Linked DNA regions of Homo sapiens: region 2 is linked to region 1. A link is an interaction called in ENCODE POLR2A ChIA-PET data of the cell type or tissue named here. Cell type or tissue: HepG2. All regions are shown on one strand. Each heading gives the region's core, and the rest is flanking DNA. Links, peaks and the distances in the headings are about the cores only. Region 1 has its middle 32 kb from the start of MIR4703. Region 2 overlaps INTS6 (integrator complex subunit 6).

Region 1 (5,390 bases), core at 272-5,271:
AGAGATAGTGAAATCCCATCTCTACCAAAAAAATAAAAAACTCAAAAAACAAAAAGCACAAAACAAAAATTAGCCAGGTGTGTGGTGGCATGTGCCTGTAATCCCAGCTACTCAGGAGGCTGAGGCATGAGAATTGCTTGAACCTGGGAGGCAGAGGTTGCAGTGAGCCGAGATCGTGTCGCTGCACTCCAGCCTGGGTGACAGAGCAAGACTTATTTCAAAATAATAATAATAATAATAATAAGTGAAGGCCGGGTGTGGTGGCTCATGCCTGTAATCCCAGCACTTTGGGAGGCTGAGGTGGGCAGATCACGAGGTCAGGAGATTGAGACCATCCTGGTCAACATGGTGAAACCCCGTCTCTACTAAAATACAAAAAATTAGCCAAGCATGGTGGTATGTTCCTGTAGCCCCAGCTACTTGGGAGGCTAAGGCAGGGGAATCACTTGAATCCGGGAGGTGGAGGTTGCAGTGAGCAGAGATTATGCCACTGCACTCCAGCCTGGCGACAGAGCAAGACTCCATCTCAAAATAAATAAATAAATCGTTCAACTGTACACACTTGAGATGGGTAAATTATATGATATGCAAAATATACATCAATACAGTTATATAAAAAGCAGGGTGTACAATAGTGTATTTAATATGCTACCATTTAAATGAAAAAGTGGGAAACCAAAAAGAAAGGCAAAAAAGACTGAACTTTAATGAAAAGGTATGCAAAAAAATAAATGCTTTCAGTATCTCCGGGCTTAGTATTAACGTGCCAAAATATGAGCACAGGTCCTGGGGGTGGTAGCCTAGGGGGAGAAGGGCAATGAAGGATATCTGTACTGCTGGTCTCCACGGGTGCTGCGCTGGAGGCTTTGGTGGGATGCCTCTCTCTCAACATACTGTGGACTGTACATGAAGCTGTCCTGCAGGCAATTTGATTTCATGTGTGATCCAGCTAAAGCTCTATATGCCACATCAGCAAATGGGAAGGGGGCAGGAGCATACTTGGGTATCATCAGGTGGGCAGCATTAGCGTACGAGGGCTGAGGGGCAGGCCTTTGACAAGGTCAGGCGTTGGGGGTGAAATAACCTCCCCAGAAGGACATTATTCTGAGGGGCGCACAGCCGTATAAAAACATGTTCAGACAATGCCATTAGGGGAGCATGGCTGTCCACAGCAAACTGGACAGGAAAAAGAAGCAGTAACCCATGCTGTCCTTGGTGATCTTCTCTCCAGAGACTTCTGCCTGGAGTTTGGTGACCTGGCCTTGGAAGACATTGTAGAGAGAAGTGCCCAAGGGGTGAGTTTGGGGAAGAGATGTGCCAGTATAAGAATTCAGGTTTGATGATTATTATTTGTAGACGTTGAATTTATTTCACATTTTTGTTTCATGGAGCACAAACATGTTCCCTTTTAAAAAGTCACTGGTAAAGGATTGGAACAATTTACCCTGACTGTATACTGGAGACCCCAGGCACAGATCTACTGAACGACCTGGCCAGAGTCAAGGCCATTCACTAAGGACAGGACCAAAGTCATCATTACTGAAAGTTTTGTGAAAATATCTTTTTGTTTTCTTTTCAAATATTCATATATGTTCACTATTACTTTGAAAAAAAAAAAAAGCCAGATTAGTCCCTTAGAGTCCCTGGACTCTGGCCTTCTTTATTATACTTTGTTTTCAGCCAATTCTAACTTGCTAAGAGGCCAACCCTGATTTCATATGGTATTTACCTTCCTATAAACTGCAGGAACAGACTAAAATTTAGTACTGATTATTTTTAAAGGCTATTTTTTTCAGTTTATAAACCTAAAGGCTGTATTTTAGTGATAAGTAATGAATTGAATAGTGTTCCCCCCAAAATTCATGCTCATCCAGAACTTTCAGTGTCACCTTATTGGGAAATATCACCTTTGCAGATATAATTAATTAAGATGAGGTCACACTGGATTAGGATGGGCTTTAAATCCAATGACTGGTGTCTTTATAAGAGAGAGGAGTGGGAGATTGAGACCCAGAGATACAGAAACACACACAGGGGGAAAAAAAAAGGCTATATGAAGATGGAGGCAGAGCTTGGAACGATGTAGCCACAAGCCAAGGATTGCCAGCCGCCACCAGAACCTGGGAGAGAGGCATGGAGCAGATTCTCAGGCAGAGGCTCCAGAAGAAATCAGCCCTGCAGACACCTGGATTTCAGACTTGCAGCCTCCAGAAATATGAGCTCATACATTTCTGTTGTTTTAAGCCACCAGCTTGTGGCAGTTTGTTTTGGCAGCCCTAGGACACCCACACAGCACACATTTCAAAGTTGCCTTTACTTGAGCAACCCTGCACACCCAGCAGCCTGAGAGACTGTGTTGAAATGTGGAGCAGATCGTGCTGCAGCTCTGCTCAGAGAAGGGGAGTCGATGGAATGGTATGAATGCTGCATGATCTATGCCACCCCCTGCCCTCTCTTACTTCCTTTCGTGTCTTTTTTGCCACACATGCCTTTTTGATATTTTCCCAGCACACCTCATGCCCTTTGCTTTTGTGTTCATTCTGGAATGTTCTTTTGGTGATATACAGACAGCTCCCTAGCTCACCTCACCCAGCACCTATTTAATAAGACTTTCCCTAACCTCTCTATTTAACATCACCACCAGTATCCCTTAGGACCCTTGCAGCTTAATTTTTCTCCTTAGCACTTGTCACTGTCTAGTAGATTATATATTTTACTTATTTATTTCATGGATTGTCTGTCCTCCCCAACAGACAGGGATTTGAGTCTGTTCTGTTCACTACTATATCCCCAGCACCTATGTGCCTGCCACATAGCTGACGCTCAATAAATATTTGTTGGATGAGTGAATGCATACATCGTTGTGCAATTGTACTTTTATGTTTATCTATGACATGCCTAATTTCTGGATACCTTGCATAGGAATAGCTTCCAGAGCTAGCATTAGAACTTATGCTACTGTTTTGGATCCTTGACTTCCCTCCAAAGCTGGACATTTGGCAGCCCAGAGCAAAGAGCATCTGGTGTTCCTAGTACCCATGCTGTGTGCCAACAGAATTAGTATGGTTCTTGGAGGTTGGTGGATTAGTCTGCTTAGGCAAAAAAAAAAAAAAAAAAAAAACACCACAAACTGAGTGGCTTAAACAGCAGAAATGTATTATCCCACAGTTCCGGAGGCTGGAAGTCTGAGATCACAGTGTCAGCCTGGGTGGGTACTAGGGAGGGCCTCTTCCAGGTTGCAGTTGGCCACTTTCCCCCTGTGTCCTCACATGGGGGAGAGAGAGCAAATTCTATGATGTCTCTTCTTAGAAGGGCATTAAGCCCATCAGGAGGACTGTACTTCATGATATCATCTAACCCTAATTACCTCCCAAAGGCCCCATCTCCAAATATCATCACATAGGGGGTTAGGGCTTCAACCTGTAGAATTTTGGGATGGGGGACATAATTCAGTCCTCAGCAGTTAAGTTTCCTGAAACCATCAGTGTCACATCCAGTAATATGGGGCTAAGTAGGCCTTTGTGCAGTAATATCTTCTCTAACAAAAATGAATATAGAATTTTAAATACTAAATTCTTTGGAGTAATATAGGCTATATCTCATTCATATATTGACAACCACCTGAATACAGAAACATATCAATCGTTGATGACATATATGCAGAACCTGTATACACTGAATTATTTACCTCCCACTCTGCATGTTGTGGTGAGTGGTTTAACATGCAACCTAGGGTAGGTTGGAGACACAAATGAATCTCCCTTCTCCTTTCCCTCTAAGATGCTCTAATCTTAAGAATGTGTGCTGTTAACAAGGACAGCACCACAGGTTCTGTATCTCTCAAGTGTCCCTCCAGCATGCCCCAGTGTGAAGCCTTCCTACTCCACAGCAGATGTCTCAGCTGTGTGTCACCCGTTCAGGATGGCTGGGTAGGAGGGTGTGGATGAAGTCACTGCCAATCGTCCCTGCTATGAGAACAACCTAAAACACATGCCCTCCAGACTGTGGGTTAATCATATGCATTTCCTCATAATAATGAAAAGTGGCTTTCGAGGCAGGAAATCAGCTTGGCATCATCAAGTTACGTGACCGTGGGCAAGTCATTTATCCTCTCTGGGACTTGGTTTTCTCAAATTTGTCGGGTCAGCTTCCTTCTAAATTAATATTAAATTGTGACAATGGCCTGTTTTTGTGAAGTGAGGAAAAATAACATATAACCCACAAAGCAGAGAAAAGGGAAGGGCCAAGATGGATTACAATGCACTCATTTTGGAGAAAAAGGCAGATTGAGGGGCAGACCCCATTGCATCTGGCTGGAACTCAGAGAACAATTTATGGTGGGCTCTGTTCCTCCTGCACCTACTCCAAGCTCTGCTGTGTCCCTCCACTCTGCTATGTGGATCCTGGCGGCTACAGAATTTTATGTGCCTGAGGGGAGCATCTGGGCTTCTGAAAATGGCTAGAAATCAAAATAATAGAAATTCTGGGATACATAGAGCATTCTGAGCACCATACGCAAATTTTATGAGGAAAGGAATATTTGCCTTCTGGGAAATCCCTGAGAACGTCTAGCTGCCTTTTGGCAAGGCCACGTGGACACAGGAGCCGGTCACTTGAGGATATGGTCCGGGATGGGATCATCTATGTTCTGTAGGATCTTCTTTAGTTTGGTGCTTTCCAAGGACAGCACAAAATCATGCCTTGGATTGTAGTACTGTGAACACATCTGCCACTCATTTCTATATCCCAAGAAATCAAAATTGAAAGTAGTCACCTGAATGTTGACTATAACTTTTGTATTTCTTTAAAATGAGGTTTTGTTTGCTTTTAAATTTCCGATTTGGAAAGGTCATCTTTAAGTCCTCTGATTCTGAACCTAACTGCATGTTAGAATTACCTGGGGATGGAAGGGTGGATTTAAAATACATATACCTAGGCCCAATCCCCAGAGATTTTGGTATCATAGGTTTGATGGGAGCCCAGCATGATCTTGGAAGCAACTCCACAAGGTTTAAAGACATTGGTAAAAATGATGGCACTAGAAAGTTAGCTATAGGAGGAAATGCACAGAGAACACATATGGATCAATTCTGTAAAAGTCCAGCTTTTATTTTTGACCTATGTGTATGTGTTTTTATGGTTTAAATTGATTCTCCATAGCAAGTAGTTATATTACTTCAATTGAAAAGCTGAGGTAAAACAAAACTTGAGACTTTTTTTTTTTTTTTGAGACTGAGTCTCGTTCTGTCACCCAGGCTGGAGGTGCAGTGGTGCAATCTTGGCTCACTGCAAGCTCCACCTCCCAGGTTCATGCCATTCTCTTGCCTCAGCCTCCCAAGTAGCTGGGACTACAGGCACCCGCCACCACGCCTGGCTAATTTTTTTGCATT
Region 2 (5,390 bases), core at 294-5,293, 75 kb after region 1:
TTTGATAATCAGTACCATTTACTGATATTTCTACAGTAATGGAGCAATGTATAGCCTTTAGTCAATCTTTTCCTTTATAGCAGTACTTTAAGTTGCATATCATTGCAGATAAATTTGATACATAAGTTTTTCACGTGTGTTCAACAGAGTTTCAAATAATGCTGATCCTTTGAGACCTGCTGAAAGTCTGAAGCAGCCTTAATATCTAAAATTAGGAAATGTATAAAATGTGAGAGGTCTGATTAAAGTTTTATATGTAGATGAGTTAATTTTCTTATTGTTACAGGTCATCCTGTTTTCCATCAATATATATGTATATTTTTTTTGAGACAGAGTTTCTCTCTTGTTGCCGAGGCTGGAGTGCAGTGGCGCGATCTCGGCTCACCGCAGCCTCCTCCTCCTGGGTTCAAGCCATTCTCATGCTTCAGCCTCCTGAGCAGCTGGGATTACAGGCTTGAGCCACCATGCCTGGTTAATTTTGTATTTTTAGTAGAGACTGGGTTTCTCTATGTTGGTCAGGCTGGTCTCGAACTCCTGAACTCAGGTGATCTGCCCACCTTGGCCTCCCAAAGTGCTAGGATTACAGGCGTGAGCCACAGCACCCGGCCCGATATTTTCAACATTGTCTTTTTTTTTTTTTTTTTTTTTTTTCAGTAAATTATGTTAGTTAAGATTAGCCAATATATCTTTACTCTGGCCTGCAAGTCCGTTTTTGTTACTGACCTGATTCCACACCCCTGCTACCTGAAGTATGTTAGTACTGATTAAATTGTTCCAGGAGTTAGAATGGCACCTTTCCTACTATGTGCCCTTGGTGAAGACAATCCTTGACAGATATCTTAAAAGGAGATAAAATATGTGCTTAATTTTTTGAGGATTTTCTATGGTGAATGTTTACCTCATTGAAAAATGGTGGCTTTCGTACAATATCAAATTTAATGATTCTCAGGGAAAAGAATTTTAACCAATTTTATTTTTGAGCATAAAGGTCTATTTTGTAAACTTAGGAGATAATACAGTTATAGTTCTAATACTACTTTTTTTTCCCTTTACCTAAATAGTACCCATTTAATAGGTAGTGTGAAATACAGGCTTCTTTTTGAAGGCTGGCAGGTGAAGTAGTGAGAACTCCATTTCCATTTGGGTGCTTGGTTTCTCTTAGATTATCAACAAATGTATGAATAAGAGTTTGATATTTATTAAGCTATAGACATCTTTTCAAATGAAAGTAAGTTAATTACTATACCTGAAATACTGCTGTGTTGAATATAAACTGGAAACACAATGATGAATAGTATTTTGTAAATTTTTTAATTCCTTTAATTAAAATTTTTTTTTAAATTGTGGTAAGAAACACCTAACAAAATTTACCATCTTAACCATCTTTAAGTGTGCAGTTCAGTAGTGTTAAGTATATTCATATTGCTGTGCAACCAATATCCAGAACTTTTTTATCTTGCAAAATTGAAACTCTATATCAAGTAACTCCCAGTCCCTGGAAACCTCTATTCTACTTTCTGTTTTTATGAATTTGTCTACTCTGGATATCACAGTTAAGTGAAATCATACAGTATTTGCCTTTTTAGATGGGCTCATTTCACTTAGCATAATGTTCTCAACATTCATTTATATTTTAGCATGTCAGGATTTTTTCATCCTTTTTAAGGCTGAATAATACTCTATTGTATGTACCACATTTTGCTTATCCACATATCCATTGATAGTCACTTGGGTTGCTTCCACTTCTTGGCTGTTGTGAATAATGCTGCAATGAACATGGTTGTGTAAGTAACTTTTTGAGATCCTGCTTCCAGTTCTTTTGGATATATACCCTGAAATGAAATGACAGGATCATATTGTAATTCCATTTTAAATTTTTTGAGGAAGTACCATACTGTTTTTCATAGCAGTTGTACCATTTTACGTTCCTACCAACAGTGCACGAGGGTTACACTTTCTTTATATCTTCACTAACACAATTTTCTGTTTTACTTTGACATTAGCCATCCTATTGGGTGTGAGGTCGTATCTCATTGTGGTTTTTATTTACATTTTCCTAATAATTATTTATGTTAAGCATCAACATACGCTTGTTGGCCATTTGTACACTGTCTTTCGAGAAATGTTCATTCAAGTCCTTTGCCCGTTTTAAAATTGTTTTTTGTTGTTGAGCTTTAGGATTTCTTTATATTTTCTGGATATTAATCCCTTATCAGATAAATGATTTGCAAATATTTTCTCCCATTATGTAGTTTGCTTTTATACTCTGTTGTTTCTTCAGTGCACAAAATTTTTATTTTTGTATGGTCCAGTTACATATTTTTACTTTTATTGCCTGTGCCTTTGGTGTCATCCACAAAATCATTGCTAAATCCAATGTCACTGAAGCTTTTCTCCTGTGTTTTAAGAGTTTTATAGCTTTAGATCTTCTGTTTAGATCTTTAATCTATTTTGAATTAATTTTTGTATATGGTATAAGGTAAGGGTCCAACTTCATTCTTTTGCATGTGGATATCCAGTTTTTCCACCACCATGTTGAAGAGACTTGCCCTTTCCCATTTGAATGGTCTCTGCAAATCCCTGAACTTTTGAGCCTCAATAATTTTTGTTGGTGGAGAGGGCACTCTCCTGTCAAACTTGCTTAAATGTTTTTTCCCCATCTTTATTGTGTAAAAGAAGAGCAGTGGCTAGAAATGTGAGAATTGGAATCCCAATCTTGGCCTCGCCATTGAATTATTATGTAACATTGAGCATTCACATTACTATTTTGAGCCTCTGCTACTTCTTATTCCAAGTTGGCAATAATGAAGCCATTGTACCTTTAATATAGAATTGTTGAGAGGTTTAAATGGGATGATATATTTAAAATGTACCTTATTAGGATGTCTCACTAGACAAAAGCATCCTTTTCCTCCAAAAGATTAGTATGTTTACCTCTAGTTTTCTATTTTTTTCAGCTTTAATTTTGAAATTAAAATTATAAAAATCTTCAAAGCTGATTATTACATGCTTTAAACATCTATTAGTATCACGAAGTATATGTTTTTCTTTGGGCTTTGTATTGTATCCCAGAAAAGCAGGTGTGAAAGAAAATTAATATAACTTGGCCAAAGTTGTCTCAGTGGCATTTAATAAGCATAGGATGATGTTTTTAAAGAAGTGTTAAAACAATTTAAATAATTTAGCAGATAAGTCAGAAAGTCATTCTTTTGCAAGAATACTTATGTGAAAAAAGCACATGCCTTAGGATTCTTTCAAATAGGGAGCTCCCCCTAGTGCGTTTTAGATGAGATTTACACAAGTTTGATTTGCAGGGAACCTTTTAGGAGCACATATGTTGGGTAAATCAAGGGATAGTTTAATAAGATTTAACTGAGCTCAAAGTAGTACAAAATGGATATGATTTATTTCCTATAGAGCATTAATTTAATGGTGGTATAATTTAAATGAGAAGGAATATCCCCAAACCCAGATTTTATTTTCTTTTAAAACATTTGCAAAATATTTCTTCAGAATTTTATACTCTAAAACTGTTTTCTAAAAGAAAAAATTCTCCAGTCATGATCTGAAAAAAAAAAAAAAAAGAAAAATGAAAAACACTATCCTAAGGATGTTATTGCATTCTTTTTTTTTTTGGGATAGAGTTTCACTCTTGTTGCCCAGGCTGGAGTGCAATGGCGTGATCTTGGCTCACTGCAACCTCTGCCTCCCGGGTTCAAGCCATTCTCCTGCTTCAGCCTCCTGAGTAGCTGGGATTACAGGCTCCCGCCACCACCCTCGGCTAATTTTTGTATTTTTGGTAGAGACGGGGTTTCGCCATGTTGGCCAGGCTGGTCTGAAACTCCTGACCTCAGGTGATCCGCCCACCTCGGCCTCCCAAAGTGCTGGGATTTACAGGCGTGAGCCACCGCCCCTGGCCATTATTGCATTCTTAATTAGAAATTGTTCAAAACAAATCTTAAATACAAAAGTCAAAAATAGGCCGGGTGCCATGGCTCACACCTGTAATCCCAACACTTTGGGAGGCTAAAGCAGGTGGATCACTTGAGGTCAGGAGTTTGAGACCAGCCTAGACAATGTGGTGAAACCCCATCTCTACTAAAAAAAAAAAAAAAAAAAAAAAAAAAAAAAATTAGCTGGGGGGTGGTGGCATGTGCCTGTAGTCCTAGCTACTCAGGACTCCTGGAGTCCTGGTTGGAGGATTGCTTGAACCCCGGAGGTGGAGGTTGCAGTGAGCTGAGATGGTGCCACTGCACTCCAACTTGGGCAATAGGCTGTCTCAAAAAAACAAAACAAAACAAAAACAAACAAAAAACCAAATAATATATTCTACTTTAAAGAGCATTTTACTTTCTTTCGATATAGGAGAATATCGATAATTATGTATTATATACAGCTGGAAATTAAAAGATCAGGAACAAATCTAATATTTGACATCATTGGACTTATTTGTGTATTTTGAATTAAGGTCATTTGTGGTCAAAATTAGTTAAAAGGATTGTTTATTTAGTCATGTTCATGTCATAGATTTCTACAAAGAGATTATATAGTATTTTATAGCTTGAAATGTTTCTCAAATATATAAAATGATTTTTGGCCATAATAACCTTGACTCAGATTTATACTCTACAATTAAATTAGTCTTGGTGGACTTTTCTTGTTTTTTGGGGCTTTTTAATTTTAAAAATGTTTAGATACAAAGTCTCTCTGTGTTACCCAGGCTGGTCTTGAACTCCTGGGCTCAAGCAGTCTTTCCACCACGCCTTCGGAGTAGCTGGGACTGCAGGCTCTTGCCATTGTACTCAGCTTAAAAAAGTAATTTCCTTATATAAACTTTATTTTTGTTTAGTCTTACTATTAGTCTATAAAAGTTTACCATGGTTGCCAGACTTTAAACAAAATACTAAATTTTTAAAAAATTTTGTTTTGGTTTGTATTTTCTGATCTCTAACATTTTTATTGAGATGTAACTTAAATAAACAAATCTGAAGTGTGAAGCTTAGTGAATTTTAAAATATACACTCTTAAAAAAATTGAACATTTGCATCTACTGACAAGTTTTCATTAAACTTTCTGTGTTTTATTATTATTTTCATAGGGCTTTAGAATGGAAGTGATTTTAGAAGTTTACTCAATTTTCCTCATTTTGTAGGTGAAGAAAAGGCATAGAAAGGTTCAGAGGCTTAATTTCTTCACATTTATGAAATATTTTTAAAAATTGTAATTGGTGATAGAACAGTTATGGAGATTTTATTAAGGATTTGTATATTATTTAATAACATTTTATTTAAATGTATAAGCAGTGGATCTGAGTTGCTTTCTTCAGTTTTGTGTATAGTTCTGTAATGCAGTATGATTTCTTTCAGTTCTTGTTTGAAAGCTAAGCTTTT

Evidence for each region. ChIA-PET counts read pairs that join two places held together with the same protein. Peaks named below come from ENCODE experiments on the same cell type or tissue, not always from the same donor. Only the 100,000 strongest peaks of a DNase experiment are listed, where the experiment ranks them.
Region 2: POLR2A ChIA-PET joins it to region 1 with 5 read pairs; 20 of 35 experiments call an interaction of 5 or more read pairs at or near these places.

Annotation. Positions count from the first base shown.
Region 1 is chr13:51,517,582-51,522,971 of GRCh38, reverse strand. No RefSeq gene overlaps it. Among named protein-coding and RNA genes, the nearest start is that of MIR4703, 32 kb to the left of the region's middle. In HepG2, for the core only: no CTCF peak of the experiment used is centred there; DNase peaks (open chromatin) are centred at 2,311 and 2,851.
Region 2 is chr13:51,442,995-51,448,384 of GRCh38, reverse strand. All of the region lies in intron 3 of INTS6 (integrator complex subunit 6), which reads left to right. Among named protein-coding and RNA genes, the nearest start is that of INTS6, 7.3 kb to the left of the region's middle. In HepG2, for the core only: a CTCF peak has its summit at 3,263 (motif pointing left); no DNase peak of the experiment used is centred there.